Linked DNA regions of Homo sapiens: regions 1, 2, 3, 5 and 6 are each linked to region 4. The links are chromatin contacts, found by Hi-C or POLR2A ChIA-PET in ENCODE. All regions are on one chromosome and are shown on one strand. The core of a region is the stretch at or near the end of the contact, and the rest is flanking DNA. Distances in the headings are between cores, read along the strand shown. Region 1 holds the start of RFX5 (regulatory factor X5). Region 2 holds the start of ARNT (aryl hydrocarbon receptor nuclear translocator). Region 3 holds the start of CERS2 (ceramide synthase 2). Region 4 holds the start of RPRD2 (regulation of nuclear pre-mRNA domain containing 2). Region 5 holds the start of ZNF687-AS1 (ZNF687 antisense RNA 1). Region 6 holds the start of PIP5K1A (phosphatidylinositol-4-phosphate 5-kinase type 1 alpha).

Region 1 (4,926 bases), core at 2,427-4,926, 980 kb before region 4:
AAAAGCTGCAACGCAAAGAGCCTAGGTGCAGATCCTGGCTCCATAGCTTACTAAATTATGATGTAATCTTGGGCAAATTATTAACCTTTCAATGCCTGTCTCCTCACCTGTAAAATGGGGATAATCATAGTATCTATCTGAGGCCGCACGCGGTAGCTCACGCCTGTAATCCCAGCACTTTGGGAGGCTGAGGCGGGCGGATCACGAGGTCAGGAGATAGAGACCATCCTGGCTAACATGGTGAAACCCCGTTTCTATTAAAAATACAAAAAAATTAGCCCGGTGTGGTGGCAGGCGCCTGTAGTCCCAGCTACTTGTGAGGCTGAGGCAGGAGAATCACTTGAACCTGGGAGGCAGAGCTTGCAGTGAGCCGAGATTGCGCCACTGCTCTCCAGCCTGGGTGACAGAGCAAGAATCCGTCTCGAAAAAAAAAAGAACGGGCCCCAACACATATTAGGCTCTGTATAAATACTTGCTGTTATATGATGCTTATCCGGACAATTTTTATTGTTACTGCCCAAGGCAAGGACCATACCTTATTCAGCTTTGTATCCCTAGCTCTTAACACAATGCCTGGCATAAATTAATAGTTTCCTCTTTCCTATCTCTAGCCTTTTCTTTCACTCAACTCTACCTTCTATAGTGCTGTCAAAATCATCTCTTTTACTAGGTACTATGTACTATGATACTTTCTCCCCCCTTACTAAAGCTTCCAGTTTTTCCCTGTTATCTGCAAATTTTTAAGCTAGATAACTTACCCAAAACTCTGTTTGCAACCAAAGTGCTCTAGGTTCTCCTTCATACCAAACAGTGGTGTTAGGGCTATCTTTCCATCAGTCTATATCCATATTTGGCTTGCTATTTATTTATTTATTTATTTAGAGATGGAGTTTCGCTCTTGTTGCCCAGGCTGGAGTGCAATGGCATGATCTCGGCTCACCCAACCTCCGCCTCCCAGGTTCAAGCAATTCTCCTGCCTCAGCCTGCCAAGTAGCTGGGATTACAGGCATGCACCACCACGACTGGCTAATTTTGTTTTGTTTTTTGTTTTGTTTTTTGTTTTTTGTTTTTAGTAGAGACGGGGTTTCTCCATGTTGGTCAGGCTGGTCTCAAACTGACCTCAGGTGATCTGCCCACCTCAGCCTCCCAAAGTGCTGGGATTATAGGCATGAGCCACCACACCAGCCGGCTTTTTTTTTGTTTTTTGTTTGTTTGTTTGTTTTGAGACAGGGTCTTACTCTGTCACCCAGGCTGCACGACAGAGTGGTGCAATCATAGCTCACTGCAGCCTCGAACTCATGGGTAATAGTGATCCTCCTGCTTCAGCCTCCCAAGTTGCTGGAACCACAGGCATGTACCACCACACCTGGCTGTGTGTGGTGTGTGTGTGTGTGTGTGTGTGTGTGTGTGTGTGTGTGTGTGTGTGTGTTTAGAGAGAGACAGAGTCTCACTTTGTTGCCCAGGCTGGTCTCAAACTCCTGGCCCCAAGCAATCCTCTTGCCTTTGCCTCCCAAAGTATTGAGATTATAGGCATGAGCCATCATGTCCAGCCCGTTATACCCATATTTATTTATGAGTATCTGCAAATATGTATACATGCAGTCTAAGGCAGTGCTCAAAACAATCAGCTTTGAGGCAGACTGCCTGCCTTTGGATCCTGATTCTAGCACTTTCTACATATATGACTAAGGACAAGTCCCTTCACCTCTCCACATTGGTTTCCTCATCTGTAAAATGGAGACAGTAACAGTACCTACTTCAGAGAGTTGCTGTGAGCATTACACGAGGTGTTTAGCATTTGGTATGGTGTCTGATACCTAATAAACACCAAATAAATTTTTGTTTGTTTTTGTTTGAGACGGAGTTTCGCTCTTGTTGCCAGGCTGTAGTGTAATGGCACAATCCTCCGCCTCCCCAGTTCAAGTGATTCTCCTGCCTCAGCCTCCCGAGTAGCTGGGATTACAGGCATGCGCCACCACGCCCGGCTAATCTTGTATTTTTAGTAGAGACGGGGTTTCTTCATGTTGGTCAAGCTGGTCTCGAACTCCCAACCTTAGGTGATCCGCCCACCTCAGCCTCCCAAAGTTTTGGGATTACAGGCGTGAGCCACCGCGCCTGGCCTAATAAACACCAAATAAATTTTAGCTGTTATTAGAAAACCTGGCCAGGTGCAGTGGCTCACACCTGTAATCCCAGCACTTTGGGAGGCCAAGGCAGGTGGATCACCTGAAGTCAGGAGTTTGAGACCAGCCTGACCAACATGGTGAAACTCCGTCTCTACTAAAAACACAAAAATTATCTGGGCGTGGTGATGCACGTCTGTAAACCCAGTTACTCGGGAGGGTGAGGCAGGAGAATCGCTTGAACCCAGGAGGCGGAGGTTGCAGTGAGCCAAGATCGTGCCATTGCACTCCAGCCTGGGCAACAGAGCGAGACTCCGTCTCAAAGAAAAAAAAAAAAGAAAGAAAGAAAGAAAAAAGAAAACCTCTTGCCAATATATCCTTATTGCCCCAACTCCACAATCTCCTGGGTTCCCCCAGCACTCATAGAAGCTGATAATAGGGAAAGGTAGGCTGTAAAGGGCAATGGTGATGAGCTCAGGCAGCACTACTGTCTTCTTTACAAAAGCACATTAATGATGAGCCTGGAGAACATATTAGATGTCAGGATGGCAAATACAGTTTTGGTTGTAACATGACCGCTGCGCAAAACAAAATACATCCATGTAAGAGGCTTTCAACCTGGAGTCCATGACCTCTCTGAAATTAGATGCAAAACTTGGTCTCTGTGTGCATTTTTCATGGTAGAGGGTCCATTGCTTTTGTCTGATTCATAACCTTAAAATGTCTTAAGTAAGAGGGTTAAGAACCCATGACCTATTCAGTACAATGTTCCCTGAGTGTAAAAAGTTCCTGTGGCATCCAGCACCCCCGTGGGAGTCCATCAAAATTCCAGGGTTCACCGACTGCAGAACTATGGGGATGCAAATGCATTTGCAACTCTTTGGAAGTAAAGTACACACGGGAAACCAAGAAATACTAAGAGGGAAAAAGCATTTTAGTTTAATGGGTACAACTGCTGAGGTTTTGAGGCCTCCATCAAGAAGGAAAAGAGAGCCCAGATTGCAGGTCTGTTGCGAGTAAGTGTGTCTGCAGGTTGTATTAGGCATGTGGTGATGGTGATGGGGGGTTATAGGAGCTTACAGTGAACTTCCATCACTCCTACCCATCATTGTCTAGTTATTTTATCATCCATTGATTCTTCTCTTCCGGCAGCTCTGAGGACCGTAGACTAAACTGAAACACAAAAGGGGAGGGCAAAAGAAAAGACAGTTCCAAAGGGAGCCGAGCGCCCGTTCTTTCATCCTGCGGTCCCTTTAAGAGAAGAACCTCTTGGGACCTGCAGTCCCAACCGACCCCAGTTTTAACCGAAACCCAACCCGGACTTCCCCCTCTTGACTCAAATAAGACCAACTTTGGATTTTCCCTCCCCTATTGACCAATCAGATTCTGTTACCAGGCAGACTTCAGCGGCCGCCGGTACGAGCCCGGCGCCTTCTGTCTCCGGGTGGCAGCAGTGACCAATGACAGAGCAGGCCGCCCGTGTATCTAGGCAGATCGCGGCTGTTACAACCATTCAGAAAAAGGAAAATAAAGCAACGCACGAGCCGGCTGGGCCAGGACCTTGGGGCTGGGCTGGAGTGAAGGTGGCTACGAGGTAGTTTCTCTTTCTCCCTTACCTTTATTGTTGCTTGTGTTGGAAGGCGACTGTTCAGAGGTAGGGAGGGGCAAGATGAGTTGGGAGGAGAGCAGAAAAAGATTGTAGCTGTATTTTCAACAGCTTCTTCACCCATGTGCACGTGCCCGGAATCTGGGACCCCATTCCCCTGCCGGGTTTCTGACGCCCAGCGCATGAGTTCCGCTACCCCGCCCCACCCCCGCTCCACTTTGCAGAAACCGGGGATTGAATGGAGGGGGAAGGGAAGGAGGTGGGGGCGCGCCTCAGGATGGGCTGTTGTGGGAGATGACGTAGGGGCCGGCGACGTGGGGAGGGGGAGCAGCGGGGGAAGTCGTGGCGAGATTAAGTAATGAGAACTTGGGCCCAGTTTTTTTTCCAAGCCTAGAAGGGCAGAATATGTTCGTATCCTTTCTGACCTCCCAGGCATATGCAATGGTGAGGAGTATTTTTGAGAATTAGAGAACTTTGTTTTGTGGCTGTTATTGTTGTTTTTGAGGGGGAGGAGGGCAGTATGGGGTCAGAGGCAGAAATGAAAATTTCTTGCTAACATGGATTCCCAATCCCCCTATCTCTTCCTTTACAGTTTTCCAGATTTAGGAGACTTCAGAAAGGTGGGGCAGATAGAATGGAGATGGCAAAGATCTCTTTGGGCATATATGGGCCTGGCGAAGTAATGGAATAATTTCTAATTTTCGGAGAAGGCAAGTGGTGAGAAAAAGACCACCGGGGAAATTCGGAGGCTTTGTTTCTGTTTCTCTGCCTTTCTGGGTAAAGAGATGAGGAGTGCCCTGGGGCCTTCTGGGGAAGGGAAGGCCAGTGTGAGTTACATCTTTATGCCTGTCCCTCTCAATTCTAGCCCTCATGCCGGGATGGCAGAAGATGAGCCTGATGCTAAGAGCCCCAAGACTGGGGGAAGGGCCCCCCCAGGTGGTGCTGAGGCTGGGGAACCTACCACCCTTCTTCAGAGGCTCCGAGGTACCATTTCGTAAGTACTCATCACATCTCCAAGTCCTGTCCAAGACCTGAGTATAGATCCCTGCAGCACTTCACTTTGGCTGTAGATGAACTGCCTCTCAGCAAGGGCATGGGAGCAGAGGGAGATTTTTGGCCATGGTAGCAATTCTTGAGCACCTGCTGGGCATTTCAGTCCTTTTCCCTCCCTAGCAGTCAGATAAAGAGACAGGGAAA
Region 2 (4,564 bases), core at 1,693-4,192, 510 kb before region 4:
AATTCTGCCAATAGCTTTGTTACACTTTTTTTTTTTTTTTTTTTTTTTTAGATTGAGTCTCGCTCTGTCACCCAGGCTGGAGTGCAGTGGCCCAATCGATCCCAGCTCACTGCAACCTCCACCTTCCAGGTTCAAGCGACTCTCCTGCCTCAGCCTCCTGAGTAGCTAGGACTACAGGCGTGTGCCAACACGCCCAGCTCATTTTTGTATTTTTAGTAGAGATGGGGTTTCACCATATTGGCCAGGCTGGTCTTGAACTTCTGATCTCAGATGATCCTCCTGCCTTGACCTCCCAAAGTGCTGGAATTACAGGCGTGAGCCACTGCACCCAGCCAGCTTTGTTGCACTGTCTCCAAACAGAATATGTTATTAACTTTGTAGCTAGTTGTGTAAGCAGCTCTATAACAAAATGATTTCTACCAATTTTTTTCTACAGAAATGTAACTTGATCTCTTTTAACCACAAAATGTATCCACATCATACAGGAAAACATTTTGCATTTATTCTGGAAAAATCCATTTTACTTGGTAAAGAAGCTACAGCATTTTTTTTTTTTTTTTTTTGAGATGGAGTCTTGCTCTGTCGCCCAGGCTGGAGTGCAGGGGCACCTCGGTTCACTGCAACCTCTGCCTCCCAGGTTCAAGCGATTCTCCTGCCTCAGCCACCGGAGTAGCTGGGATTACAGGCACGCGGCACCATGCCCGGCTAATTTTTGTATTTTTAGTAAAGATGGGGTTTCACCATGTTGGCCAGGCTGGTCTCGAACACCTGACTTTGTGATCCGCCCTCCTTGGCCTCCCAAAGTGCTGGGATTACAGCCACCCCGCCCAGCCCAGCCAATGTATTTCTTTTGGGTGGATGATTTTTTTCTTTTTGGTGACTTATAAATATAACAACAAAATGAAAGAAAAATGAAATTTTAACAGATGTAAACAATAATATGTAAATTATGTTAAAATACCTTTGCAGTAAACTAAATAAGTGGATCAATGTAATCTGCGCAGTACATATACAACTTCTAAGAATGCAAAGCTGTTCAATAGCATAATGGGATTTTTGTTAAAATTTTAATTAAATTTGTATTAAACATTTTGTGAGCGATACATGAAAATGGAAGTACTTTGTAGTGCTAAAATTGTAGTGCTAAAATAGGGGGATGGGTGGAACAGGTTTCCAGTGTCAGACTCCTTTAGTTTGCCTCCCACATTACTTACCTGCTGGATGTCCCTTGCTTACCCTCTTTGTTTCTGTTTCCTTAATTGCAAAATGGAAATAGCAGTAGAACCTACCTCATCGTTGTTGTGAGGATTAAATGAGTAAATACATATAAAGCATTTTGGACAGTGCCTACCTCGAATAGCTCAATGCTTCCTATTACCAGGAAACAAAAATTAGCCGGGCGTGGTGGTGCGCGCCTGTAATCCCAGCTACTCAGGAGGCTGAGGCAGGATAACTGCTTGAACCCGGGAGGGAGAGGTTGCAGTGAGCCAAGATCGCACCACTGCACTCCAGCCTGGGTGATGGAGCAAGACTCCGTCTCAGAAAAAAATAAAGAAAAAAGAAAATAAATCTGCACAGCCATCATCTTATTGATTCCCTATTAAAAACTCCTCACTGGCCAGGTGTGGTGGCTCACGCCTGTAATCCCAACAGTTTGTGAGACCGAGGCGGGCAGATTGCCTGATGTCAGGAGTTCGAGACCAGCCTGGCCAACGTCGTGAAACTCCATCTCTACTAAAAATACAAAAAACATTAGCCAGGCGTGTGGCGTGCGCCTGTAATCCCAGCTACTCAGGAGACTGAGGCAGGGGAATTGCTTGAACCGGGGAGGTGGAGGTTGCAGTGAGCCGAGATTGCGCCACTGCACTCCAGCCTGGGCGACAGAGAGAGACTCTGTCTCAAAAACAGACAAACAAAACTCCTCACTCTGTCCCTGTCACTGACCAAAGAAGTTACCCATTCTCAAATTACTTTCTTCATCTATTGCCTCCAATTTTGGCTGGCAATATCTCCCATACCAAACCGTTAACACCTGGATCCTTTTAGACTACCGGTTCCATAGCAGGCATTCAAAAGTTAGTCATTTAACTTTTTCACCAGGGACAAAAGTCCTTAAAAGAGGAAAAAAACTGGAAAGGATTACAAATCACCATGTGATGTTTAGGTGCTCTTTAGCACCTAAAGAGGATTTACAAGATACATTGTCTGCACGGCAACCACTCAGACGAATCCACCACCAAGCGAAGGTTTTTAGTAAAATATCCTTTTTTTTTTTTTTGAGACGGAGTTTCGCTCTTGTTGCCCAGACTGGCGTGCAGTGGCGCTATCTCGGCTCACTGCAACCTCTGCCTCCCAGGTTCAAGCGATTCTCCTGCCTCAGCCTCCCAAGAAGCTGGGATTACAGGCATGCGCCACCACGCCCGGCTAATTTTGTATTTTTAGTAGAGACGGGGTTTCGCCATGTTGGCCAGGCTGGTTTCGAACCCCTGGCCACAGGTGATCCGGCCGCCTCGGCCTCCCAAAGTGCTGGGATTACAGACGCGAGCCACCGCGCCCAGCCTAAAATACCCATTTTAATTGCATTTCAATGACGTTACTCGGTCATTGACCTCTTACGCAAGGAGGGCGAGATTAGGGAGACAGCTGGACTTCTTCCTCGCCCTCCCTTCACTGGACTGGCTGGCGCAGTGAGTAGCCCTGCCCTTGGACGATTTGGCATTTTCATTGGTCAATTTTTCTTAGGAGGCTGGCCGTGTGTTGACTCCGCCTACTATATAGGCGGGGTCTCCCCGCCGCAGGGGCTGGGATGCTGGGGGCTGCTGAAGCCGCCATCTTGGATTCCGCGGTAGCGGAGGCGGCGGTCAGGCGCCGCTTCTGGGGAGTGGCCTTTCTTTTCCCCTCCCTCCCGGTTCGGTGGCGGCGGCTCCTCCCACTGGGGGGGGGGGTGGCGCGGCGGCGGTGGCATCTGCGGCCATGGCGGCGACTACTGCCAACCCCGGTGAGGAGACGGAGGACTGGGGCGCCTCTAAAGGGGAGGGGCCGAAGGGGCTGACAACTAAGGAGACCCAGGGCTGAGGGGACGCAGCTGGAGCTGAAGGCGCCGGGGCGGGGCGGGGGCCGCGAGAGACGGTGGGGGAGCGGTGACCTGGGGAGGGGCCCGATCCCGGGGACTTGGGTAGACTCGAGTATACCCAAGGGAGCGAGGGGGCAGGTGGGAGTTGAGGGGGGCTCCCTGTCCTGACCTCCGTTGGAGCGGCAGCCAGTGCGGGGCTGGCCCGCCCTCACTCCTCGGTCGGCGTCTGGTCTGTGATGTGGTCCTCTTTTAACCCTCTGCCCGCTGGAGCCGCTTGATGCCGAAAACTGTAGGCAGAGTGTCTCGGTTTACTTTAAGAGTAGTTTGGATTCATAAACCCTGGACCACACTGCTCTTTAGTTGAGGCGTTGCTTCCAAACATTTAAAGGTTTAGATTTTAATTTAAAAAATAAAAAATGGACATTCTTTGATATATACGACGTTTCTTTAGGCTGTTACCTCCCACCCGCAACCCCCGTCCCCGTCTCCGTCCCCGGACTATACTTTGAAACTTAGATCTTGTGTTAAGAGGGCCTGTAGGTCTTTGCCTGCTGAGGGCAGGGGTTTGTGTAATGGTTATGGTTCCGGACAGGTCTTTAGTTCCACAGCCCCAGGTTTAAATCTTGTTAGGCCTACGTCGAGGCAATTTCCAAACTCTTTCAGAAAAGTTTGATTCCACACCATTTCTCAATTTCAAAAAATAATCAAATATCAAAAAGGTTTGGTCTGTTTTGTCTAAGAGATGGAGTAGGGTGTAGTGCAGTTCTAGAGAGATCAGATCTTCAAATTACTAGTCCCAGCCCTCTTTCCTCTATGTTACAGTTATTCCTCTTTAGAAGGCATTTCATTTTAGGGGTCTAGTTTATCTTGGAGACCTTGGTTATTCTTGCCAAATAAAGTCTATCCTTTTCCAAAAACCAATATATTTGATAGCCTTAAAAAGGGCCTTGAGATATGTGTGTGTGTTGCGTGGGGCGGAGAATTTCTTGAAAATAAAACAGTAGGAGTGATTACCCCCATCCCCACGTTGAAATTTAAATTAGATTTTTTTTCATGTTACTGAAAGGCAGTATGATTTTGCAATATCCAGATTTTGATAGGACAGTTGAATCACTGAAATTTCTTTTCTACCGTGTTTCTGGGAATAGCTATTTTAAGAAATGGTTAATTTGTCACGTCATTTTTTTTTAATCTTTTAAATTTTTTTTGAAGGAAAGGGAGGTAAAATTAATCGCAAAAATTACATTGCAGGAAGTGCTGAGTGATAGAATAAAACTATAAAACAGGAAAAATGCCGTTATGTCAAACCTGACCTTGTAGTAATATAACCTATCTGTGAACTATGGAATAAATAAACAAGATTTTTAACTGATCACACATTGCAAAATACTTATATAACCCTAGTTAAATTGCAAAGCATTTCTCTTATTAAGAAGTGGCCTGGGTAAACAAGTTTTAGTTCATATGTCAGAAGCTTTTTTCCAGCTGTGT
Region 3 (4,886 bases), core at 304-2,803, 610 kb before region 4:
TCCTTACCCTCCAGAAAGGGCCTGAGATGAGGGATGGGCCCTCCAACTGGATTAGTGGGGGTTGCACTCCTTCCTACGAGTACTTGACCAGATAAACGGGGAAACAAGCTACTGTCAGAGGCTCTGATTGCAACAGCATAAAAAAGGCAATACTTCATCTAGGTGAGAAATTTGACAAAAGTACCTCTCCATGGAGTAAGCTGCAGCTCTCCCTGTATAGGAGCCCTCAAATACATCTTAGTCACCACTCGTTCACGTTAGGAGTTAAGACCAGCTTTCTAGGAAAACCATGTTGCATCTTCCAACAGTAATTACTTCTGAAACAGTAATTTTACCACACGACTCAAGGGGAAAACTTTTTTTTTTTAAATTTATAAAGGAGTTGGGGGTCTCGCTATGTTGACCAGGCTGGTCTTGAACTCTGACCTCAAGTGATCTGCCCACCTCGGCCACCCAAAGTGCTGAGATTACAGGCATAAGCCACGGCGCCAGGCCAAGGGGAGAACACTTTTTTTTTTTTTTTCCTGAGACGGAGTCTCACTCTGTCGCCCAGGCTGGAGTGCAGTGGCGAGATCTCGGCTCACTGCAAACTCCACCTCCAGGGTTCAAGCGATTCTCGTGGCTCAGCCTCCCGAGTAGCTGGGATTACAAGCGCGAGCCACCGTGCCCGGCTAATTTTTGTATTTTTAGTAGAGACAGGGTTTAACCATGTTGGCCAGGGTGGTCTCGAACGCCTGACCTCAGGTGATCTGCCCGCCTCGGCCTCCCAAAGTGCTGGGATTACAGGCGTGAGCCACCGCGCCCGGCCGGAAAACACTTTTTAACACGAAATCGAATACGGATAAACGTGGTGTCATTTGAAAACTCATACATTTTACAAAACAAAAGTTGGGGTGGCTCTTTCAGACAGGGCCGCCGGGTGTGCGCAAGTTCGGGTTTGCTCTTCCTTGCCACGGGGGTAGGTCCCGTAGCACCTAGGTGGAAAGGCCGCGGCTTTTACGGCGGGGTAGGCGAGGGTCGCCCGAGTGATCGCAGGCTCCGACTGGGTCTCGAGGGTCGGCTGCTTCGGTCTGCCCTGGAGAGGTTTTCAGCTTCGGCGCGAGGCACTTGGGCAGGATCCCCGGGCTGCACCCTCCTCCGCCCGCGCCCCGTGGGGCTGGAAGTGGGAATGTGCCCACCCTGGCGGGGACCGGGGGCCGCACAGCAGTTGGGGGTGGGTGGGGGTGGGTAGGAGTAAGGGGACAGGGACACCGCCGCTCGGAGCCCGGGACCCCGCGGCATCCAGTGCGTCTGTGTCGGTCCCAGTGGGAGACCTCCCACCCCGAAAAGAGACCGAAGTGGCGGAAGGAGCCCGCACCCGCCTCCCCAGGTCGGCGGTTTCTCTAGCGCAAGGTGACGGGCGTGGACGCGGCTGTGGGGCCGGGAGCGGAGGGTTGGGGTCTGGCCTCCCGCGCCGGGGCGAAGGGGCAGCCGCAGCGCAGAGGCCCGCCCCGCCCTCCCCTCCCGTCACGCCCAGCCTCCCGGCCCTTGGGCTGCTCGCGGCCTTTTTTTCCCGGCTGGGCTCGGGCTCAGCTCGACTGGGCTCGGCGGGCGGCGGCGGCGGCGCCGGCGGCTGGCGGAGGAGGGAGGGCGAGGGCGGGCGCGGGCCGGCGGGCGGGCGGAAGAGGGAGGAGAGGCGCGGGGAGCCAGGCCTCGGGGCCTCGGAGCAACCACCCGAGCAGACGGAGTACACGGAGCAGCGGCCCCGGCCCCGCCAACGCTGCCGCCGGGTGAGTCGGGGCCCCCGCCCGGCGCCCGAGCCCCGCGCGGGGGTGGGAAGGGGCTGCGGAAAAGTTGGGAGCCCCGGGTGCCGCTTTGTCGCGGGGCCGCGGAGGGGTCGGGCTGGGAAGGCCGCGGGGCCGGGGCGAGGAGGGAGGCGGCGCTGGCGGGGGGCGCTGCGGGCGCTCATGGCGGCGGCCGCCGGGTAAGGCGGGCGCAGCGCCTCAAGGGAGCGGCCGGGGCCGGCGGGCCTGGCGCCGCGGTGTCCGCGGCAGCGCCGCCCTGAGCCGGAGAAGCTTTCCCGGGCAACAGGTAGGGCGGAAGGTGGGGACGCGGGGGCTGCGGGCGACGGGGCCGAGCCGTGGGCTTCCCTTTGTTGGGGAGTGGAGGAGCTTGGTGACCATTGGCGCGAGAGCCTCCACCCTGGCAGCGGCCCGCGGGGTTGCCCTGGCCTGGACGCGTCCTGTGGCTTGGGTGGGAGGAGAGGGGAGGGCCCTGCCCCGTTTTCTTCCTACCGGCCCACCGTGCCCACCTCGCAGGCGAGGTCAGAGCTTCCATGTGCTTAACGGGAAACAGGAAGGAGCGGCCCGGAGCGCCTGCCCCGGCCCGGTAGGGCTAAGGCATACCGTTATGAGGTGTGGATGGCTGGCAAGGGAGCTCCTGGTGGAACTGGCTTTCTGGGCCGTAGCTTGTTAATCACTAGAGGCCCGTGGCAAGTGGGTTGACTGCAGGTGTAGAGCACTCATCTTTAGCCTGCAGTTGGAGTCTCTCCCTCCCTAAGCCTAGCTCCTGGCATCAAAACCTGGTTTCAGTCACCTGAGTTGCCAGGCCCAGGTTCAGGGGGTTCTGAGGATCGTGGCGAATGCAGTGAGCCCCTGTTCCTGGAGAAGTGAGTCCGAGCAGGCCTCCAGCAGGCAGTCACCCCCATATCTGTGCTGGGGCAGGGGTGGGTGGCGGTTGCTGCCGCATACCGGAGTCGGGATGACCGCACCGGGGTGTGAGTGGCTGCACATGTAAAGGGGCTCCTAAGGGTAAGGACTTGCCTGCAGTCCTGTCCCTGAGGACCTGGCGCTGACCATACCGTGATCTGCACAGTCTGTTCCAGAGAGGGATCCTTTTCTCCCCTGGTCCCCCACTTCCCTCACTGGGGCCTCTGGCCAGATTTTCCCCTGGGAGGAAGGGCCTCCTTTTACCCCTGTCACTGGCCATAGGCTGGCTGATCCCTCACTGTGTCCTTCAACACCGCCCCAGCTGTCTCTCAAACCCACCGGCGTCTCCCTGCCCCTGGGGCCATAGTCTCATGCAGTGTTTTGGTCCGTGGAGGCCTTTGGTGGGACTTTGCAGACAAGCTGTAGGCCAGATGAGGCTGAGGACTACTGTTCTGACTGCCTCTCACCCACCTCTTTTTTACAATCTGGCTTATTTTGAGGCCCATCCTGCAGCCTGGAGGGATAACACACCTCTCATTGGCTCCATCCATGGCTTGTAGACTTCTAGTACATGACCTGCTTCTGTTGCCTGAAAGTTTTCAACAAGGAAGACTATTCAGGACTTCTTCAGTGGAAGCAGGGAGCCGGTGGGACCTTTGTCACTCCTCCCTTGTCAACAACTCCTTTCTATTTTCCTCAGTTATTCTTCCAAACTATGAGAGCCAGTCAGACTGACCACCTGGAGTCTGAGAGAATTCCTTCCTCTCAGGCCGAAACTTCTGCCTTCTCAGCCGTTTGGATCTACAAACTCCCATGGGGATCCTCTGCTCCTTTCATCCACCTAGAGGGGTCTTGTGGGGGTGTCAGTCAGAGTTGGGGCAAAGGTTGGGGCTGGACAGAGTCCTGCTCAAGTTCCTGCTAATCTAATGCCAGTTAAATCCCTGCTCTTCTGGCCCCTCTCCAGCCTGTGCCTCAGAAAGTGGCATCTGTGCCTCCAAGGCAGGTGTGTGTGAGAGAGAGCGTAGACAGATACCATGTCTCTTCATGTGTATGGGGGAGTGAAGTCTGGGTGGAAAAGTGTTTCTAGATGTGATTTTCTCCATAAGAAGTCAAGTAACTGCCCTGAAGGCCCAGGGGGCCTGGAAAAACAGGGTTGTCTCCTTACCGTGTGTACACTTCAGCTTTTCTTGCCCCAGCCTCTTGTTTATGGGGTCTTGCTTGGATCTGTGTGCTGGTGCTAAGAGGCCTCCCCAGTACTGCCACAGGGACCCAACTCTTTGGTTCTGTGGGGATGTGTAAGTGAGGCCGGCCAGGCCCCAGCTGTCCTCCCCTCTCTTCATGTTGAGTCAGAGGTCCTGACCCTGCTGAATCTGGGGCCTCCCTGCTGGGGAGATGGGGGTAGTGCCTCTCTGCTAATGGAGGTGCAGGACCACCAGGGAGGGCTGTGGTCATGGGAAGCCTGCAACCTCAGTGTAAAAGCCCCCATTAATCTGCATTTCCCAAGTCTTCCACTCTCCCTGCTTGGAGTGGAAGAGGACAGGCGCTATCTCATCTTGGGGATGAGGAAGTTGCACTGCCCAGGTGTCTGTCCTTGACCATGCTCTAGTGCCTACTTTGCCTGCCCCCCACCCCCTGTTTTGCAGGCATGAGACATTCCTGGGCCCCAGGAGTCCAGCAGGGGCTCCACCCTCCCTCTGCGACTCCAGCCTGCCGCCTGACTAGAGAAACATCCCTGCCAGTTTTCACAGACCTGGTTGGGGATGGGATCTGAAGTCTAGGACTGCCAGGGCAACATGGTACCTTTGGCTTTACATTTCCCTGGAGAAGTTGGGCTCCAAGAGACAGCAGTCAGGTGACTGGGTCAGGCTGATTTCTCGCTTCCAATCAGGCTGAGCAAAAAAGTGGGAAGAGGGGGCCATGTGCACACATCAAAGTGTTCCGCATTGTCCCTTCTCTGTGCATTTTCTACCCTTGTCCCTTCTTTATTCAATTTTCTACAACTTTTCTCTAGGAAAAAAGTGTGTGTTTGTGTGGGGAAAGTTCCACTGTGGATAATTACATTTAATTTTGTTCAGTTCAGAAGGCTTCCATCTGTTTAATTAAATATTTATTCTGGCTGAGGTGGAGGGGGCAGGGGCAGTGTCTGGAATGTGTGTGTGTGATTTGGGGGAGGAGGAGGGGAGAAGGTGGAGCTGAAGC
Region 4 (4,876 bases), core at 882-3,381:
ACACTACAGGAGCAATGGCAGAAGTGGAATAAGGCAGAATAACTGGATGATGGGTCTCACTGGTGAAATGCCGCAGGCAGGAAGCAAAGAAAAATTCTAATAGATGTATATGGAGTATGAGTTAACCCTCTCTTCTCAGCAGGAAACAGTAACTTCTCCACACTTCCTCCTATAAGATTTGAAACGTTCTGCAAACAATCCATGCTTTAACAGAGCTCGTTTCTGCAGTAAAGCAGCAAAATGGAAAAATCTCCAGGATAAAGACAAAAAAAACATAACTGGAGAAAAAGGTACTACATATTCAAAAAGCACATTTCCTGTGCACATTACCCATGAGATCAACTCAATTGTGTAAAAAGGTATTTCAGGTAATTAAAAAGTAACGGGGCCGGGCACGGGGGGCTCACGTCTGTAATCCCTGCACTTTGGGAGGCCGAGGCAGGTGGATCACCTGAGGTCGGGAGTTCGAGACCAGCCAGGCCACAATGATGAAACCCCGTCTCTACTAAAAATACAAATAATTAGCCGGACATGGTGGCGGGCGCCTGTAATCCCGACTACTCGCGAGGCTGAGACAGGAGAATCGCTTGAACCCGGGAGGTGGAGGTTGCAGTGAGCCGAGATCGCGCCACTGCACTCCAGCCTGGGCGACAAGAGCAAAACTCCGTCTCAAAAAAAAAGAGGAACTGGACACGCTTTATATTTGAAGGTATTAACGATGATACTGACTACTGTATCGCAGTTGTTTCTGGTCAGTATCCAAGAAACCTGTATTTTATTGCAGCAAACACAGGTACAGGGAAAACCCGGTGGTGCCTCAGATCTATGTAGAGCTCATGCTGCTTCTTAACATTCATCCAGGTAAGGCTCTCCTTACTACACATCACAAGTTTTAGATACATTCATCCAGACAAGGCACTCCTCATTAAACATCACTGGATTTACTACTGCTTAAAACCACAGCTCGCCTACCATCAGGAAAGCCAGAAATCATTAACACGTCAAGGCCTGTAAGAAATAAACAGACGCTACAATTTCCGCGAAGGTTCGGAAAAATCAATACACCTTACAAGGCTCTGAAATATTAAAAACAATATACGTAAATCTCCATGGATCTGGGCCCAACGGCCCAAGGTCACAACAATTCAATGGCTAAAAAACCCAAGAAATGAGTCTCCTGCAATTCAGGACAATCCTGGCTAGGAATGGAGTCTGGGTTTGGGACCACTGGGGTCAAACCTTTAATGTGAACAACCCCAACCAAATGCTGCGGCTCCGTGGGAAAACCCCAAGCGTTTCAGGCCACACTTCCTTCCATTTCCCCAGTCTTCCCTTCCCTAGTCACCCCCAACACTCACATCTCCGGAGCCACTTCATCCAATGATAGACGATAGTACTGTGGTGTTTTTTGTTCTCTATACACCAAGACGACAAGCCTTGAATGGACTCCATGGTGTTGGTTACCGACTGGAATTTTCGATCCAACGAGGACTCCAGAGCCCCTGCCGAAGAGGCCGACGAGGAGGAGGCCTTACTGCTGCCTCCGCCGCCGCCGGCCGCCATCTTCCCGGTTTGCACAAGCGCTGCTGCTCCTCTGGCGGCGGCGGCGGCGGCGGCGGCGGGAGCGGGCAAAACAATCACTGCGAGTGCGTGAAAGCCGTAGGTGGGGAGGGAAGCTAGGGGGTGGGGATGGTGCACGCGCTGGGCTCTTCTGGAGGTACGGACGGGAACACCAGCTGCTGGGCACGCTGGCAGCTCCTACACGCTGCAAGGAGGGGCTGCGGGTCTCGGAGGTTTTATCAATATTGTTCAAGGGGTCGTGTTTAAACCAGTCAGTAATCACGGAAAAATTACGCAGAAAACAGGACCTGCAAAGCCTTTCAAAACGCCTGACGCCGAAACTAATCGTTTTATACTTTTCGGCTCTCAGTGCTAAGGCCCTTCCCCGCCCCTGTTCCCACACTCCTGTGAGCCAGGTCGGGCGTTAATATCTTAAATGTAATACTACCCGACTGCCCCTTCAGTTGCAGAAATCTTTCTTTCCTTTAGACTCGCTAGCACAGAAAAGGTCCAAGGCTACCTAGTCAGGATTTTTTTTGCAACGCAATAGCAGCAAAGGGGCAGCAACAGTATCGCGCACGCGCCACTTGGCCCCACCCCCCTACCCCTGCTTCCTTCTCAACCTTGAAAGCAGAGGGAGGCGTGATGGCGGGGCAACCTGACCAATCAGGAGTGGAGAACCACAAGCGCGCGCAGGAGCTCTGAAGCCCCCAGGGCCCAGGAGGCGCTACGATTATTTTTGCGCCTGCGCAGAAGATAAGCGTGTAACGGGATGGAAGGAAAAACTGGGAGGGATGGGTGAGGGAGCTGGTATAACTAAGGTTAGCCGGGTGGGGGGGTTCCCCTGCCCCGCCCTTTGCTGCTTTTGGCCGCTCTCTTGGGTGTGTTCAGCTCACACAACAGAGACAGAAAATTCCCACCACTGAGACCACTGTTAGTCTTCAGGGGGCTGCAGCCATCGCCCCCAACTCCTCGGAGGAGCAACGCGCGACAAAATGGCTGGCAGCCATCTTGCGGCACCACAAAAGATGCGCATGCGCCAGATCCAGTGAGCCATTCACTACGCAGACTCCGACACCAAACCGTATTTATTGCTGCCCATAGAAGATAACATTCACAGCCGCTTGACCATTTAGGTTACAGGAAAAGGAAATAAATGAGGAAGTGAAAGGAAATTTTCCTCATAAAATTTTTCGAGGCGAAAAAAGAATGGCAAGATGTGACCTCATTTTCGCCAGCTATGATACAATCTTAAAATTGCATAATACATTACAGTTTTCAAGAGTCTTACGTAACTATTATATGAACCTTATACGAACCATTTTATCGCAGGTATCTATGTAAATCCTCTGAGCTAATTTAAAGGCTCCTGTGTTCCCACTAAACATATACAGTTTTAATTCTTTTAACGTCTCCTCACTGCGGCCATGCCTCTTGAGGCAGGGAACCTGTTTTGTCAAGTTCATGTCCACTATTCATTAATTCAACGAGTTGTTGAACCTCTTGTGCCAAGTACTGTTTTAGATCATGGGGAGCAAAACAGACAAAAATCCGTTCCCTCCGGGATTTAGTGGCAGGACACCACCAACAAGTACATTTCAGACAGTATTAAATTCTGTAAAAAGGTGAAGCAGGGTAAGGGAGAAAGGGGTGTGTGTGTGTGCGCGCGTGTGTGTACGTGTGCACGGCACGCACGCGCCAGTATAAGAATGGTGGTATGGTGAACCAGGAAGTCTTCTCGAAAGAAATAACTCGATCTGAACATTGAGAAAAAAGCAACCAAGCAGATATGCGAGACGGGGAGCGGAACATGCTGGCATTAGGAACAGCAAGTGCAAAGGCTCTAAAATACAGTCTCGCTCTGTCCCTGCCAAGGCTAGAGTGCAGTGGCACTATCATATCGCACAGCAGCCTCAATCCCCCAGACTCAAGTGGTCCTCCTGCCTCAGCAGCACAAGTAGCTGGGACTACAGGCCTGCACCACCACACCTAGCTAAAAAAACAAAACAACAACAACAACATTTTTTTGAGAGGGGGAGTCTCCCTATGTTGCCCAGGCTGGTCTCAAACTCCTAGCCTCAAGCAGTCCTCCTGCTTTCAGCCTCCCGAAGTGCTGGGATTATAAGCTTGAGCCGCCATGCCTGGTCCTGACCCCACATTTTTTTTTTTTCTGTAACTCTAGCCAAAGACCCACTTTTTTATAGACTATTTTTAGAGCAGTTTTAGATTCACGGCAATTGTGTGGAAAGCACAAGGAATTCCATATACCACCTGCCCCCACACATGAATACCCTCCCCCATTATCAATGTCACGCACCAGAACGATACATCTGTTACAACTGACAAACCTACACTGACACATTATCACCCAAAGCCCATAGTTTACATTAGGGTTCGCTCTTGGTGTTATACCTTGAGTTTGGACAAATGTGCATGTATCCACCATTACAGTATCATACAGAGCAGTATCACTGCTCTAAAAACCTCTGTGTTCCACCTATTCATCCTTCCCTCCCCCTTATTCCCCTAGCGACTACTAATCTTTTTACTGTCTTCATAGTTTTGCCTTTTCCCGAATGTCATATAGGTGAAATCATTCAGTATGTAGCCTTTTCAGACTGGCTTTTTTCACTTAATAATATGCATTTCAGGCGGGGCACGGTGGCTCATGCCTGTAATCCCAGCACTTTGGGAGGCCGAGGTGGGTGGATCACGAGGTCAGGAGTTCGAGACCAGCCTGGCCAACATAGTGAAACCCCCGTCTCTACTAAAAATACAAAAATTAGCCGTGCATGGTGGCGCACGCCTGTAGTCCCAGCTACTCCGGAGGGTGAGGCAGGAGAATCACTTGAACCTGGGAGGCGGAGGTTGCAGTGAGCCAAGATCAGGCCACTGCACTCCAGCCTGGGCAACAGAATGAGATTCCACCTCAAAAAAAAAAAAAATGCATTTCAGTTTCTTCCATGTCTTTTCATGGCTTGATAGCTCATTTCATTTTAGTGCTGAATAATATTTCACTGTCCAGATGTGCCAGTTTTATTTATCCATTCACCTGAAGGACATCTTGGTTGCTTCCACATTTTTGCAAGTATGAATAAAGCTGTTACAAACATCTCTGTACAGCTTTTGGGGTGAATATATTTTCAACTCCTTGGGTAAACACGAAGGAGCACAATTGTTACATCATATGGTAAGAATATGTTTACTTTTGTAAGAAATCATCAACCTAAGGCCGGGCGCGGTGGCTCATGCCTGTAATCCCAGCACTTTGGGAGGCCGAGGCCGGTGGATCGCCCGAGGTCAAGAGTTAGAAACT
Region 5 (4,723 bases), core at 1,889-4,388, 920 kb before region 4:
GTGGTGGCTCACATCTGTAATCCCAGCACTTTGGGAGGCCAATCACTTGGGCCCAGGAGTTCAAGACCACCCTGGGCAACATGGTGAAACTCCCCAGGCATGATGGCACGTGCCTGTAGTCCCAGCTATGCCTCCCAGCTGACATGGGAGGATCCCCTGAGCCCGGGAGGTCGAGGCTGTGATGGGCCATGATCATGCCACTGCACTCCAGCCTGGGTGACAGAGTGATACCGTCTCAAAAAAAAAAAAAAAAAAAAAAAAAAAGACAAGACAAGGCAGAGAGCACAAGTGATCTATGTATCATAGGGTTATTCTGAGCATAATACAAAATTGCTAATGTAAGAATCCCACCAAGAATACGATTTACTATTCCAGATGAACCAAGCAAGGACATGTCAGGTCAAGGAGGAACTGGAAAGGAATAAGCACTGGAACTCTAGGGCTGGGGTCGGAGGCAAGAGTCAGGGGTCATGCAGGATCAAGTCTAGGGCACCTGGGCCATCACTGGCACCTGGAGATCTAGCTTGGTCAGCAGGGAGAAAAGGACTCAAGGAAATTACCCAAGAGACCAAGATGGAAAGAATAAGACACAGGAACAGAAAGAGACAAAGAGAAGAGACAGAGGGGAAAATGGTGATGGCAGCCTGGTCACAAGGGCCCCAGCCTAGACCTCTCCTGTCACAAACACCTGCTGCTCGCTCACTACCTTCCCCAGAGTGCCTGGCCCTCCCCTAGCCAGCCCTTCCTTCTCCACCCCTCCCCATCTTGCTTTCCCGAGGCTAAAACTCCCAAGATACATACACATTTCTCCAGCACAGCTGCCACAGTGGGAAAAAGCCAGGCTCCCTCAACCCTCACCCATCATTTCTGCTCCAAGCTCCTCACCCCATTCCATCCCCTAACTTTAACTCCTCACCCTTTCCATTTTCCTGTGGCAACAGTAGCCCAGGAAGTTTCACCTAGCCTCAACCTGGCCAAGTGCAAAAAATAAAATTAAAAATCCCACAAGAATTATGTGGCACTAATCCAACAAGCAGGCCAGCTCAGAGTTTGTGGGAGACCCAGGTCTGTCCCCTACCAGTGTCTCCCCATGAGTGTTTCTGTATCTACGAAGAAGCAACTAAAGAGTCTATCCCTATCCATTCCCTGCCCAGGTTGCAGGCCATTTCCCAGCCAGCTCTCCCACCTCTCTCCAGTCTTCAGACTGTAACTAGAGACAGTCCCAGCAAGTGGCAGCTGGGATTGCTGGGACCAAGGTTGGGGTGGGGGCAAAACCAAAGGGGGAGTCCTCCCCTCACCCCCACCCTATTCAATTCTGCAGAATCTGGGTTTAAACAAAAACCCTTGTCTCTATAGGCCTGGCTCCTAAGCCTGGTTCCCTCCTGACCAGAGGCCTGAGCTACCTTCCACTCAGGTACTCAGAAAAGTGGACTGCTACAACGAAGACCAGCGGGGACTAGGAGAAAACACCTGCGAACTCACCCGCCCCCACACCCCGCCAGCCACCTCCCTCTTGGGTGCCCCAGTGACTTAGAGGTCATCCGATGGCCACCCACCCAGAGCAGACAGTCGACCAAGCAAGCCGCCAAGCTCAAGCCAAGGAGGATCAGGCCTTCCTGCGACTGCTGAGCCCTGTCTCTAGGGCTCCTATCTCCCCCGCCCCCTTTCCCTCTGTGGTTCCCCAAAAGCCAAAGAGGCTGAACAGGAAGAGGCTGAACAGGCCCAGGTCGAGTGGGGGCTCCACTGACCTTTGCCCGGGCCCAAGGCCTGCAGCGCAGAGGAGGGCGAGGGGCTGGCGGCGATTAGGTTGAGGCCAAGCTGGGTAGCAGACGGAATTAAGTCCCTGCCATCTGCCGAGGGCTGGCGCGGGGAGCAAGTCCTGGGTTTCGAGGAGGGGGCGGGGTGTACACATGAGAAACTACAAGGGAAACTGAGGCGCGCGGCCCTTCTCTCACTCGCACCGGCGTGCGAAGCGAAGGCCGGGCCTCAGCCAGGCCAGGCCCTTTGGGAGCTGCTGCGCAGCACCTGGGGACCCAGGACTACACAGGATAGGGTGGGGAGCTGGAAAGAGGGGAGGAGAGAGGGGACGGTCTCTGCGCGACTCTCAGCTCTCTAGCTGGGGTCCGTCCCAACTCGGACCTCGTCCCCTCCCCTCCGGGCGCAGCGGAGCCTCCTCCCGCCGCGCACTCCCGGAGGCTCGCTAGAGACTGGAGACTGATCGGGGGGTGCGCAGGGGGCCGGGGGCGCAAGCCTGAGTCTTGCCCGGGCCCGGACGCTGACCCGCACCCAGTCGGGGTGCAGGTTCTGCTCCGGCCTGGCCCAGGTCCCCCGCCCCCATCCCCGGGAACGGACACCATTTTAGGTCGCGACATCCCGCAGCCTTCAATCTCCGGGCCGCACTTCGGGTGCCTCTCGAGCCGGGGGCGCCAGGACCTGGGGTTCTCGACCCTCCTGGGGGTTTACCCGGCTACGGACTGTGCTTACAACAGGCCAGGAGTTTCGCCCATCCGCCCCAATGGATGGAGGCGGTGTCTGGGCCTTCCTAGAAGCCGCCCCAGGGGGCGGCGCGGAGAAGGGGGTAGTTGACCAAGTGGGGGAGGGGCGGGGGTATTTACCCGCCCCCCCCAAGGGGGCGGAGCCAAGGGCGGGTATTTACCCCAGGCACGCTTACTTGTTCCGCTCCTGGTGCGGGCCGAGACCCGGCGGTCTCTACCCCGCTCCAGCCGCTGCAGCCACCGCCGCCCTCCCCGCGGCCGCCGCTACTTCCTGCTTCTCTCCGGTTCGGCCTCCCCACTCCCTCTCCTCCCTCCGCGCTCCAGGTCTGGGCTGCCCGTTTTCGCACTCGCCATTGGCCCTTGCCCCCGTCGCTCAGCCCTGTGCCCCTTCCAGCCCCGCACTGGGTTGGCCCTAAATACTGCCGCTCGGAACTAGCCCCGCACAGTCCTCTTATGCTCATTGGGCAAGGGGCCGAGGCCCTCTGAAGATACCTCTCCCCATTGGCTGCGCCGGGGTCCGTCTGCCCCATCTACGAGTCTCGTAAACGATTGGCCTCCGCCACTGTCGCTTAGAAAGAAGCCAGCCTGCTTCCCAGCTTGCCTACTGGAAGGGGGAGCACCCAGGTGCGTCTCCGCCCCTCGCTCCCTACTGGCCGCTCGAAGCTTGAAGCTGCAGTTCACTTTCGCGAATGTAAGGAACCCAGCTTCTGTGTGGTGGGCACTGAGAGCAGAACCGCATTGAGTCGGAGTGGAGCACAGAAGTGTAGGTCCTTTTGCGCTGTTTCAAGCTAAACCCGTGTCACTGATGCCGTACAGAAGTTACAGAATGGGACGCCACCCCAAACATTACGTCATCCGCTGACCATTTCCTTGCGGTCTTCCCACCGTCTAAATCGCCATATAATCTGATGGATGGGGTCCTCGCGCGGTTCAGCTCCTGGGCGACAGCGTAACCCGTCGCTCCTCCCTCTGCGGGAGGGCGTGGACGGGGCACGGGATTTGGAGCATGGAAGGAATCGGGACCTAAAGGTTGGGAAGGGCTCGCGGACCGGAAGCGGGGGAGGTGACGTAGGAGTGCTGGCGTGGCCGGGCCATTTCCAAAGAGGCATTAAAGGAGCAACTGATAGGCGTCCTAAGTATGGGCTGGGGGGGGAACCGCCAGCTCCATTTCCCATTTAAGGGCTCCCCTTTTCCCCGCCCCCAGCATGGAGTGGGGGTGGGGTCAAGGTCGAGTTTTCCCGCGCTTTGTTGCCACGCCCCCTGGAGGCGGGGGAAAGGGAGGAGTCGCTCGGAAAATGAATCTCCTTGATGCTCTAATAGCACTCACTGGCAGAATTCGTATGCAAGCCCAGTGTGCCACCTCGCGCACGCAGCCGCTCGTTAACGGCGTGTTTTTATTTTTTAATTAATTTTTTTGAGGCAGAGCCTCACTCTGCTGCCCAGGCGGGAGCACAGTGGCGCGATCACGGCTGACTGCAGCCTCAACCTCCCAGGCTCCAGTGATCCTCCCGCCTCAGCCTCCTGAGTAGCTGGGACTACAAGTGAGCGCCAAATCGCCCTGCTAACTTTTTTATTTTTTGAAGAGACAGGGTTTTGCCATGTTGCCCAGGCTGGTCTCAAGCAATCCTACAGACGTGAGCCACTACTCCCTACCTTGGCGAAGTTTTTTATTTTTTATTTTTTGAAACGGGGCCTCATTCTGTCGTCCAGACTGGAGTGCAGTGGCGGGATCTCGGCTCACGGCAACCTCCGTCTCCCAGGCTCAAGCAATTCTCCTGCCTCAGCCTTCCGACCAGCTGGGATTACAGGTGTGCGACACTACCCGCCCGGCTAATTTTTGTTTTTTTCTTTTTTTTTTTTTTTTGAGACGGAGTCTCGCTGTGTCGCCCAGGCTGGAGTGCAGTGGCGCGATCTCGGCTCACTGCAAGCTCCGCCTCCCGGGTTCACGCCATTCTCCTGCCTCAGCCTCCCGAGTAGCTGGGACTGCAGGCGCTCTCCACAATGCCCGGCTAATTTTTTGTGTTTTTAGTAGAGACGGGGTTTCACCGTGTTAGCCAGGATAGTCTTGATCTCCTGACCTCGTGATCCGCCCGCCTCGGCCTCCCAAAGTGCTGGGATTACAGGCATGAGCCACCGCGGCCGGCCATTTTTGTATTTTTAGTAGAGACGGGGTTTCACCGCATTGGCCAGGCTGGTCTCGAACTCCTGACCTCAAATCATCCATCCGC
Region 6 (4,871 bases), core at 718-3,217, 830 kb before region 4:
TGGCAGCGTCTATTCCAGTGTAGAAGCAGCAGTTACTGTGAAACACCAGACACTTCTGATGGAAGCGCTCAGTTTCTGACTCACCTCCCGCCCCCCCACCCGACACACATACACACACTTTCTCCCCTACACACAATCTACTGCTTTTCTTGTGAGCCTCCTCAGCCCTCCCTCAATCTTCATTCGTTTTTAACTATTAATACGCTGAGCTCTCTACATTAACCTGGCTCCATTCTCCAAATTCCAATCTCCTGATACAGCGTAAGCATTCTTCCAGTCCATTTTTCTATTATGCAATACTCCCCCACAACACTTACAGTCACCCCCCCACCCATCTTTCTTCTTCTCAGGCCTAATTTCCAAAACATCACTTCTCGCAGTCTCTACTGCAATTCAAGACTCCATTCCATCTTTCCCATCTGTTTTTAAGGTCTTTGACCTTAATTTCCTACATTCCTTAGACTCTCTTCAAAATTTCCATTCCTTCCCAAAGTTGGGCAGTTTAGAGTTGGGAATCACCAAAGGAATTAGTCTGAGAAAGTATGTATGTGTGTCTGTGTGCCTGTGCGGCCCTAAGGGTGGGGGTGCGAAGTGAGAAGGGGTGACACATTAGGGGGGAGTATCTGAGGGAAAAGATGGCTTCAACAACTCCCGCCCACCCAACAAAATTCACGATTCCCTACCTCTCCAGAAATCGAAAGCGTCCAATAACTTTTCGATATCTTTTAAGTCCCATGGCTTCTCTTCAACATTTTCATCCAATTAGCCCACAATCAACTTAGATTCCACCTGCCTCTCACACTAAGTAGTTCTCTCTACTTCTTAGGCCTCCATTTACTTTCTTAGTTTCTCTACTCCCTTCCGTTTCTCTTGTTTCCTACCGCAACTTCTTTTTTTTTTTTTTTGAGACAGGGTCTCACTCTCTCGCCCAGACTGGAGAGCAGTGGCCCAATCTCGGCTCACCGCAAGCTCTGCCTCCCAGGCTCAAGGGATTATCCTGCCTCAGCCTCCCAAGTAGCTGGGATTACAGATGCACGCCACTACTGTCCGGATAATTTTTGTATTTTTAGTAGGGACGAGATTTCTCTATGTTGGCCAGGCTCGTCTCGAACTTCTGACCTCAAATGATCCGCCCGCCAAGGCCTCCCAAAGTGCTGAGATTACAGGCGTGAGCCACCGCGCCGGGCCACCCTACCCCCACCTTCAATCTCCATCCGTCCTCCTCAAAGACAACCAAAGTTTTCGACAACTTCTTAATCAAACTTATCCTTTCCTCAAACTCCTGCCCGCTCATAAATCCCTATTTGAAAGCCCAGCTCGCGCCCACTTACCGGTAACACGTAGGACATTCCCAGCTACAGGTACCCTCTTAGGTCTCGCTCTTCCTCCCATCGCATATTCCTCACCAGCTCCCTACCCACGCCCTGCCGGGCTTACCTGAGGACAAGGTACAGGAAGGGACCGCGGGATCAAAGGATGAAAAACCGACCGAAGACGACGGCCCGGAGGAGGCCGACGCCATCTTAGCAGCCCCCTCCCCCTCAGCGGCCTGGCTCTCTTTCAATCCGGTTCTTCCTCTTCTCGGAATCGAATCTTCCCAACGTCTCTTTACAGAACCCGCGTTCTGTGGGCCACCTCCCCGCCCCCTCCGGGGCCTCCCTCAGACACGTCGAGCCGGCTCCTGGACCAGCTCAAGGCCACACCATTCGCCTGGCATGGGGAAGAACTCACGTCCCGCACCCCCTCCACAAGTTTAACCGCTTTCCACAGGGGATACTTTCCCCTTTCACAGAAGAGTAAGCTTAAGCTGGCTGCTGGGACCTTGCGCCCAGACCAAGCCACATCTGAAAAAAAAACGAGGCATGAAAAGTCCCAAAGGAGCGAACGCCCCTTCTCCGTCCTTCCTAACCACGGCCTGTTAATCGCCCAACCCGGCCGCTTCACTCCGGGTAGCCAAGCAAAAAATCCGAGCACTGCGCATGCGCCCGACCTTCTCGGGGCATCAGCCCACTCATTGGGGAGAAAAAAGGAGCAAAACCAATCGGGAGGCTGCTAATGGTCACGTGAGGTGGGTCCTCACGCCCTGACGAGTCCACGGGTGGAAGATGTGCGCGCGCGGGTTGGCCGACAGTCCCTACGGTGGCTCGGCAGGTCCTCTTAGGTTCAGTTCTTTGCTAGGACTGGGTCGAGTGATCTGAACTCGGGACAAGAGTCGGTCCGCCAAGTCCTCTGAAATTCCTAACCCAGGAAAGAACTCTCTGCGGGAGTACTGGTGTCAAGTCAGAGACGTTAAGGTGTCGAATATCACAAAACATTTAATACCACCAAGAACTCTTCTTAGTCTTTTTCCTGTTTTACTACTCTTGTTTACTATTTGATTAAACGTGCGTGCATGTCTTACCTTCCTCGGAATGGCATTCGAAATAGATCTGTGTTTTGTTTGCCTCAAGCACAAAGTTAGGCACTGCACAGTGACGGAGTTCAGTAAATATTTGATGCATGAATCAGTGAAGACCTGTCAAAAAAGGGCACGGGAGGCTATCAGGGACTTATCACAACCTTCCCGCGACCCAACCCCTTTAGCCTCCAACTGTCAATTATCTGTGCTCCAAAGGGCATGGAGATACACAGAAAAATTTCTCCCATTGTAGTCTTCGTAGTAACTGCTCGTTTTTAACAAAGTACCCCGTAGGCTATGAACCCTGGTGGGAAGACCAGTCTCTCTGAGCAGACTGTAAAACTTCTGGGGAGCAAGGACTGTGTTTGGTTCACTCTTGTATCTCCAGCTCCTCCAGTGACTTCGTACATAGTAGGGGCTCCATAATTATCTGTGGAATGAATAAATAAAGAGGAATGGTAAAACATTCGGGGTAAGAGTCGGTCAGATAGATCCTCTCAAACTCATGGCCCATGAAATAACTCCATTAAAACAGGTTTTGTGGCCGGGCGCGGTGGCTCACGCCTGTAATCCCAGCACTCTGGGAGGCCGAGGCGGGTGGATCACGAGGCCAGGAGATCGAGACCATCCTGGCTAACACGGTGAAACCCCGTCTCTACTAAAAATACAAAAAATTAGCCGGGCGTGGTGGCGGGCGCCTGTAGTCCCAGGCTACTCGGGAGCCTGGGGCAGGAGAATGGCATGAACCTGGGAGGCGGAGCTTGCAGTGAGCGGAGATCGCGCCACTGCACTCTAGCCTGGACGACAGAGCGAAACTGTCTCAAAACAAAACAAAACAAACAAACAAAAAAAACAGGTTTTGTAACCCCCAGAATGACCTGGTTATCCTCTTTCCAGATGTCTTGTGGGTCCTCATAAAGTAACCTAGGACCCGAACATCCATAGAATATCCCCATGCAGGCCGGGCGCCGTGGCTCACGCCTGAAATTCCAGCACTTTGGGAGGCCGAGGTAGGTGGATCATCTGAGCTCAGGAGTACGAGACAAGCCTGGCCAACATAGTGAAACCGCGTCTCTACTAAAAATACAAAAAATTAGCTGGGCGTGGTGGCGGGTGCCTGTAATCCCTGCTACTCGGGAGGCTGAGGCAGGAGAATCGCTTGAACCCAGGAGGCAGAGGTTGCAGTGAGCCAAGATCGCGCCATTGCACTCCAGCCTGGGCAACGAGAGCGAAACTCAGTCTCAAAAAAAAAAAAAAAAAGGCCGGGCGCAGTGGCTCACGCCTGTAAGCCCAGCACTTTGGGAGGCCGAGGCGGGCGGATCACCTGAGGTCGGGAGTTCAAGACCAGCCTGACCAACATGGAGAAACGCCGTCTCTACTAAAAATACAAAATTACCCAGGCGTAGTGGAGCATTCCTGTAATCCCAGCTACTCGCTACGCCGGAGGCTGAGGCAGGAGAATTGATTGAACCTGGGAGGCAGACGTTTCGGTGAGCCGAGATGGCGCCTTTGCACTCCAGCCTGGGCAACAAGAGCGAAACTCCAACTCAAAAAAAAAAAAAAAAAAAAATCCCCATGCATTTACTGCAGCCTTCTACTCCTCCCTTATGAAGATCTAAGATAATTGTTTCCCTGCTGCCACCTGCTGGATTATTCGTCTTCCTTTGGGCACCGAAAGTAGACAAAATCTTGTTTGTAATTCCACAGCAGTGGAATTTTGTTGTGTTGAAGTATTTTATAATTCCCTGTACCTATACCCTCCACTCAACTAAACAGGACAGGAACTAGTGAGGGGCACACTGAGCACAGGATTTGGCTCATAGGTATTCAATAAATAAATATTTGTTGAATAAATTATCCTTGTTTTCCGAAAAGGCATAGGATTGCTACCATTTCCTGAGTTACTTTAGAAATCGGATAGTGTAGCCGGACGCGGTGGCTCACGCCTGTAATCCCAGCACTTTGGGAGGCCGAGGCGGGCGGATCACGAGGTCAGGAGATCGAGACCATCCTGGCTAACACAGTGAAACCCCGTCTTTACTAAAAATACAAAAAATTAGCCGGGTGAGTTGGCCGGCGCCTGTAGTAGCCCCAGCTACTCGGGAGGCTGAGGCAGGAGAATGGCATGAACCTGGGAGGCGGAGCTTGCACTGAGCCGAGATCGTGCCACTGCACTGCAGCCTGGGCGACAGAGCGAGACTCCGTCTCAAAAAAAAAAAAAAAAAAAAAAAAAAAATCGGCTGGTGTTGATGTAAAGCTGTTTCTGATTTTAAAATTGGAAACAGACTAATAAATCCCAGAATGACCAACGCAGTCAAACAGAGGAATCTTCTCCCTGTGAGCTAATCTGTGAATTCCATTTTATTTTATTTTTGAGACAGAGTCTGGCTCTGTCACCCAGGCTGGAGTGCAGTGGCGCTTGGCTTACTGCAACCTCCACCTCCCGGGTTCAAGCGATTCTCCTGCCTCAGCC

The links. A loop is a pair of places that touch in the nucleus more often than their neighbours do. ChIA-PET counts read pairs that join two places held with the same protein, here RNA polymerase II (POLR2A). Pooled maps may share reads with other maps.
Region 1: a map of CD8-positive, alpha-beta T cell shows a loop between it and region 4 (3-fold over the local background). The contact joins the promoter of RFX5 here to the promoter of RPRD2 in region 4. A Hi-C loop is called at or near these places in 1 of 168 maps with a recorded cell type or tissue (CD8-positive, alpha-beta T cell), 1 of 37 single-sample maps with no recorded cell type and 7 of 50 pooled maps.
Region 2: a loop to region 4 is called in a map of B cell, with 12 times the contacts of the local background. The contact joins the promoter of ARNT here to the promoter of RPRD2 in region 4. A Hi-C loop is called at or near these places in 4 of 168 maps with a recorded cell type or tissue (B cell, CD4-positive, alpha-beta memory T cell, ascending aorta and 1 more), 4 of 37 single-sample maps with no recorded cell type and 19 of 50 pooled maps. POLR2A ChIA-PET finds 5 or more read pairs at or near these places in 3 of 52 experiments (CD4-positive, alpha-beta T cell, MCF 10A and Panc1).
Region 3: a pooled map shows a loop between it and region 4 (5-fold over the local background). The contact joins the promoter of CERS2 here to the promoter of RPRD2 in region 4. A Hi-C loop is called at or near these places in 1 of 168 maps with a recorded cell type or tissue (B cell), 1 of 37 single-sample maps with no recorded cell type and 14 of 50 pooled maps. POLR2A ChIA-PET finds 5 or more read pairs at or near these places in 5 of 52 experiments (CD4-positive, alpha-beta memory T cell, H1, Panc1 and 2 more).
Region 5: a loop to region 4 is called in a pooled map, with 11 times the contacts of the local background. The contact joins the promoter of ZNF687-AS1 here to the promoter of RPRD2 in region 4. A Hi-C loop is called at or near these places in 1 of 37 single-sample maps with no recorded cell type and 9 of 50 pooled maps. POLR2A ChIA-PET finds 5 or more read pairs at or near these places in 7 of 52 experiments (B cell, CD8-positive, alpha-beta T cell, CD8-positive, alpha-beta memory T cell and 4 more).
Region 6: a loop to region 4 is called in a pooled map, with 14 times the contacts of the local background. The contact joins the promoter of PIP5K1A here to the promoter of RPRD2 in region 4. A Hi-C loop is called at or near these places in 1 of 37 single-sample maps with no recorded cell type and 9 of 50 pooled maps. POLR2A ChIA-PET finds 5 or more read pairs at or near these places in 5 of 52 experiments (CD4-positive, alpha-beta T cell, H1, MCF 10A and 2 more).

Annotation. Positions count from the first base shown.
Region 1 is chr1:151,346,002-151,350,927 of GRCh38, reverse strand. RFX5 (regulatory factor X5) reads left to right here and starts at 3,676. Exons shown (of 11, transcript NM_001025603.2): 1 at 3,676-3,717; 2 at 4,322-4,439; 3 at 4,595-4,723. The coding sequence starts at 4,608. It overlaps RFX5-AS1 (RFX5 antisense RNA 1), which reads right to left and starts at 3,918. Exons shown (of 2, transcript NR_131972.1): 1 at 3,740-3,918; 2 at 3,037-3,296. RefSeq lists enhancers at 3,262-3,611, 3,578-4,160, 3,215-4,414, 4,754-4,843.
Region 2 is chr1:150,874,977-150,879,540 of GRCh38, reverse strand. It overlaps ARNT (aryl hydrocarbon receptor nuclear translocator), which reads left to right and starts at 2,942. Exons shown (of 22, transcript NM_001668.4): 1 at 2,942-2,998. The coding sequence starts at 2,974. It also overlaps a transcript of LOC107985204 not described here. RefSeq lists silencers at 2,610-2,883, 2,887-3,316 and an enhancer at 4,377-4,564.
Region 3 is chr1:150,971,502-150,976,387 of GRCh38, reverse strand. CERS2 (ceramide synthase 2) reads left to right here and starts at 1,553. Exons shown (of 11, transcript NM_022075.5): 1 at 1,553-1,769. RefSeq lists silencers at 1,249-1,688, 1,709-2,198, a cis regulatory region at 2,374 and enhancers at 2,302-2,446, 2,404-3,335.
Region 4 is chr1:150,361,402-150,366,277 of GRCh38, reverse strand. It overlaps RPRD2 (regulation of nuclear pre-mRNA domain containing 2), which reads right to left and starts at 2,131. Exons shown (of 11, transcript NM_015203.5): 1 at 1,359-2,131. The coding sequence starts at 1,563. RefSeq lists enhancers at 571-860, 1,344-1,623, 2,374-2,683, 2,844-2,913, 2,894-3,836.
Region 5 is chr1:151,280,344-151,285,066 of GRCh38, reverse strand. ZNF687-AS1 (ZNF687 antisense RNA 1) reads left to right here and starts at 3,138. Exons shown (of 2, transcript NR_135595.1): 1 at 3,138-3,524. It overlaps ZNF687 (zinc finger protein 687), which reads right to left and starts at 2,768. Exons shown (of 9, transcript NM_020832.3): 1 at 2,672-2,768. RefSeq lists enhancers at 1,657-1,726, 2,035-2,920, 2,967-3,196, 3,227-3,426, 2,921-3,805 and silencers at 2,147-2,306, 2,587-2,866, 3,548-3,888.
Region 6 is chr1:151,195,648-151,200,518 of GRCh38, reverse strand. PIP5K1A (phosphatidylinositol-4-phosphate 5-kinase type 1 alpha) reads right to left here and starts at 1,967. Exons shown (of 16, transcript NM_001135638.2): 1 at 1,438-1,967. The coding sequence starts at 1,522. LOC124904419 (a long non-coding RNA gene) reads left to right here and starts at 1,994. Exons shown (of 2, transcript XR_007066620.1): 1 at 1,994-2,068; 2 at 2,179-2,412. RefSeq lists enhancers at 1,490-1,569, 1,670-1,869.